2 separate regions of the Homo sapiens genome follow, and region 2 is linked to region 1. Evidence: chromatin loops called from intact Hi-C (ENCODE). Cell type or tissue: endothelial cell of umbilical vein. All regions are shown on one strand.

Region 1 (2,500 bases):
AGGTAGCTCCCGTGCCTCAGGTGACCTAGAGAGAGTGGTATGGTTCCTTAATTCTGAGGAGGGAGAGATTTTAGAAATTTTAAAAAGTAAGAAGCTCTGTGAAATATTTCCTCAGAAGGCCAGACTTCAAACCTTCAGCCATTTTCTCCAGCATGTGAAAGCTGATGGAGTAATTTCCTTCTTGTTTGTTCTAACAGTAGGAAGGGCTGGGTGAGGACCAAGTGCAGCTTCTCAGAACTGGGATTCTGTGATCTGAACTTGGCCTAAAGCGGTGTGTATTTGGGAACTTGGGTGATAGCTTGGAAAGAAAACTTTCTGGGGGCCCCTCATCCCCAGCTTGGATGCAAGCTAATGTCTCATAACTTTACTAAACCCATTTACTTAGTGGTACAAAATCTTGTAACATTGAGTTGTTGGTTCCTGGCCCAGATACTGTTGAATCAGATGTCTTTCAATAAGGGAATAAGCAATGAATTTTTTTATTTTTTTTTTCTTTTCATTTGATGTTTGCTGAGATGATTTGCATTGGATTTTAGGCAAGAAGAGTGGAAACTAGAAATCGGAATCCAAGAGTCAAAAGTAACAAACAGCAAGTGGTTGTAGATGGTTCCGTTTACGAGTGTCAGCAGGGAAACTAGGGAGTGTCCTGCTCAGGATGGTGCATCTCCCAGACAGCAGCTTGATCCTGTGGGGAGACGATGGTGCAGGAGGAGACGAGCCCAGAGCCTCTGCCTGAAGGCCTCTCTTTGGAGCCCAGCCTCAACCTCCCAGGCTCAAGTGATCCTCCCGCCTCAGCCTCCTGTACTACAGGGACTACAGGCATGCATCACCATGCTTGACTAATTCTTGTATTTTTTTGTGGAGATAAAGTCTCACTATGTTGTCCAGGACGATCTTGAACTCCTGACCTCAAACGATTGTCCCACCATGGCCTCCCAAAGCATTGGGACTACAGGTGTGAGCCACCACACCCGGATTCTTCTTTTTTTTTTTTTTTTTTTTTACCTCCCTGTATTCTTACTGCCTTTGGCAGCCACCTCATATACTTTGAAACAAAATAGAAATATACTTAAGAGATATCTGGAGCCATTGGCGCCCCCTAAAGGCATACCTCTAAGAAGTGTCAGAGGGAGGATATGAACTAGGGTTTCTCAGGTTTTTTCCCCAGCAACCGCCATCTCCCAGCACAAGTAATGTCTGCAGTACAGCTGAAGAATTCACAGAAGGAGCAGAGTTATCTCTTCCCGGAGACCAGTCTGACTTCTTTTAGCAGATATTTATTGCCCTGTGGTAGGCGAGAGGTGTGGAAATGAGGCCCAGCCCACATAGTGCTTACAGCCCAATTCCCACCCAGAGCCAAATTCGGAGCCCATTCAGGTTTGAGTGTAAGTCAGAGTCCCTTCTCATCCAGACCATCTTCTGAGAGAAGAGTTAACATATAATAAACATCCCTTGAAGAGCACAAGGTTCAAGAAGAATCAATTCTTAATGCAGTGTGTGTATGGACCTCTGGCCTGTGTTTTTCAGAGAGGGCGGTAGGTACAGACCTCGATTCCGTGCAGACATGACCAAGAGAGGAGCCTGATACCTTTACATCTAAAATGTAAAGAAGAGGCCGGGCGCAGTGGCTCACGCCTGTAATCCCAGAACTTTGGGAGGCCGAGGCTGGTGAATCAATTGAGGCCAGGAGTTCGAGACCAGCCTGGAAAACATGATAAAACCCCATCTCTACTAAAAATACAAAAATTAACCAGGTGTGGTGGTGGGTGCCTGTGATCCCAGCTACTCAGGAGGCTAAGGCAGGAGGATCGCTTGAACCTGGGAGCCGGAGGTTGCAGTAAGCTGAGATCATGGCACTGCACTCCAGCCTGGATGACAGAGTGAGACTCTGCATCAAAATAAAAATAAAAATAAAAATAAAAATAAAAATAAAAATAAAATGTAAGAGAAGAATCACAGAGGAGTCTGTTGACATTGGAATCCCAGGACAAGATTTGACCTCTGTGCTATTAAGACAAATGTTTTCATTATCCAGGAGCCCAACCTGTGCTGTGTGCCTTGAGTGGTGGGAGGCCAGTTTGTAACAGCGGCTTTGCAGTGCTGGGGGAGAATGATCAGCTACACACAGGAACCTTGCTCACAGCCCCGGAAACTCCACACTGTGGGCTTCACCTTCTGGAAGTGACAAAGTCATGTACGCAGGACCTTCCCCACCAGTCTCCACTGCTGAGCCCATAAAGGGAGGTGTGAGGACTTGGAAATGCCACATGCTTTTTAAGAAGCCAGCTCAAACCAACCTTTGTTACAACTCGAGAATGAAATAAGTACTACAAACTATTCAGCCATTGATATTTATGGCTGTATGACTTTTTTTTTTTTTAACTTTAAGGACATCGTCCTACTTCTGTAAGTGTGGGGAGGAGTACTCCACTTCACATTGAACTGCAGTGAGCGGTGGGGTTTCCTTTCCGAATTGCTGTGTTTCATTCACAGAACTCAG
Region 2 (2,500 bases), 360 kb before region 1:
AGATGCTACTATAAAGTTTATAGACTCAAATGCTTATAATGCTTAATCAAAACTAAATTTACAAAAAAACCTAGAAACAGGTTGAATTGAAACCTGTAGATCATTTTATAATATTCATGAGCAACAACTTTTTTAAAGACAAAGGCTACTGTTTTAATATAAATTAAGAGCTTTAACATGATCTCCCTTTAGTGCTTTTAATTGTCACATGGCTGTAAACCAAAGACCCCTCCAAATTTTAAATGATCACTGATACTACTTGAGCAGAAATTCTCAGGTGTCAGTACTTTTAATGTTGTGTACATCAAATTACAGTACAAAGATGACTATAAACAAGATGCAGCCCTCGGTTTCCATGAACAGCACACTATTACAGTAAACCAAGTTTATATTCCACCATCAAGTGTGGCTCTCCCATGACTTCGCTTTGTGATGGATCTGAAAGCAAACAAAAACAAACATTTTAAAAGACTCTCAAAAAAGAGATACATTCAATGATTCTGCTTACATAAGAATCCAGAAGAGTCAAAACTAACCTAAAGTTATAGAAAACAAACCAGTGATTGCCTGGGGCTGGGGTGGGGTGACTGACTGAAAAGGGACCAAGGGAACTTTGTGAGGCAATGAAAACATTCTACTCCTCTGTTTAGGAGACCAGGTTCCATGTTAATTAAAACCCACAGAACTGTACACTTAAAAATAGGTGTACTTTATTGTATGTCAATAATATCTCAAAATAGTGGATTTAAAAAGAAAAAACAGATTGACAAAAGTTTTTTTTTCAAAGTTCTTAAGTTTTCTAGTGGCTTCCCACAGGACGGGAAACAATCTCTTAATTCACAAAAATGTTTTATCTGTATTGTCTTCTGACCTGTTGTATCCACACAAACGTAAGAATTCTTAAGAAAGAAAACCTTTAAAAATCATCACTTTTGTGTTTACAGATGAGTCAGACAAAAGCCTTATTTTAACTGTGATTATACACCTAAAAGAACTTTTAAAATTAATACCAAGCATAAGCTTCCTAAAGACAGAGACTTTTTCTTTGTCCTCTACTCAACATAGGACTAGAAACAGAATAAAAACCTAATGAACTAAATCGTAAAATCACTTTGTAAAAATGAATAACCCTGCACATAATAATGGTGGCTACCAAGAGGAACAGTTCAGTACAATGTGGATGTTTCCTCACTGGACCTCCTAAGAGACTGGAGATTAATAAACTGCTGTGTATATAAAAGGCACTCAAAACCTCAACTTAAAAAAAAAAAAGGCAATATTTTTGACTACATAGAAAGACACGCAGAACAGTCTGGAAGGACAGACTAAACCAAACTAAAACAGCCGGTAATTAGGGAACGAGAAAAATGGGATTGAGGGTCACTACAGCAAATCTGAGTTTCAATGGTAATATTTCAAATTTTTGCACAAAGAATATACTCATTTATGTAACTAAACTTTTCTCCACACCCTGCTTTTTAAAGCTTCTTTAATAAAATGCATTTATTAAATAAATCACTTGCACCAAAAGACAGCATATCATGTAAGCAAGGCACTGGTGGAGACGGGTTTTGCATCTGTTGTACCACAAGCTCGCCGTGAGACTCTGAGTGAGGACTGAGCCTCTGTGAGCTTCCATTTACTCATCTTCCAGTTAGGGGATTAGAGTACATGAAAGTCCCCTTCCAGCATTAAGAAAAAGTCTATTTTTGATTCTACTAGTGTCCTTATACGTCCTTCTTAATCTTGTAAAATGTACAGAATTAACTTGCCTAAGTACTTCACTGATAAGCAGGCAAAAAAGTCATCATCTCCAATACTGTCACAGTCTTTACACAGTATTTAGATTAACAAGCTACTCTCTGATTATAGACTTAACACTGTGTTTTGTGTCAAAGGTGATAAGAATGTGATCAACATGACCCTTAACTATGGATCAAGCCCCCTATCAGGTACTGGGAACACAACTGTTAACAAGAAAAAAATCTCCAGCTCTCCTGACACGTATATTTAAGTTGGACAAATAATAAATAAGAAAAATATCACATAAGTGTTATGTAAAGAATTAATATAAGGCAGGGTGACAGAGCGGGGATTACTTTAGATTAGGTAGTTGATATGGTTTGGATGTTTGTCCCCTCCAAATCTCATGTTGGAAATGTGATTCCCGGCCAGGCGCGGTGGCCCACGCTTGTAATCCCAGCACTTTGGAAGGCCGAGGTGGGCAGATCACGAGGTCAGGAGATCGAGACCATCCTGGCTAACACGGTGAAACCCCATCTCTAGTAAAAATACAAAAAATTAGCCAGGCGTGGTGGTGGGCGCCTGTAGTCCCAGCTACTCAGGAGTCTGAGGCAGGAGAATCGCTTGAACCCGGGAGGCAGAGCTTGCAGTGAGCAGAGATCGCGCCACTGCACTCCAGCCTGGGTGACAGAGAGAGAAAAAAAACAAAGCCATGTGATTCCCAGTGCGGAAGGTGGCCCTGTAGGGAGGTAACTGG

Evidence for each region. Hi-C counts contacts between places; a loop is a spot of excess contacts. Peaks named below come from ENCODE experiments on the same cell type or tissue, not always from the same donor. Only the 100,000 strongest peaks of a DNase experiment are listed, where the experiment ranks them.
Region 2: it touches region 1 in a loop (5-fold over the local background); 2 of 110 quality-filtered maps call a loop at or near these places.

Annotation. Positions count from the first base shown.
Region 1 is chr13:28,312,392-28,314,891 of GRCh38, reverse strand. The region is part of intron 25 of FLT1 (fms related receptor tyrosine kinase 1); the gene reads left to right. It overlaps LOC124903141 (a long non-coding RNA gene), which reads right to left and starts at 2,131. Exons shown (of 3, transcript XR_007063736.1): 1 at 2,045-2,131; 2 at 1,112-1,285. In endothelial cell of umbilical vein, a CTCF peak has its summit at 1,108 (motif pointing left); a DNase peak (open chromatin) is centred at 1,091.
Region 2 is chr13:28,675,973-28,678,472 of GRCh38, reverse strand. POMP (proteasome maturation protein) reads right to left here. Exons shown (of 6, transcript NM_015932.6): 6 at 1-438. The coding sequence ends at 371. Among named protein-coding and RNA genes, the nearest start is that of POMP, 18 kb to the right of the region's middle. In endothelial cell of umbilical vein, no CTCF peak of the experiment used is centred here; no DNase peak of the experiment used is centred here.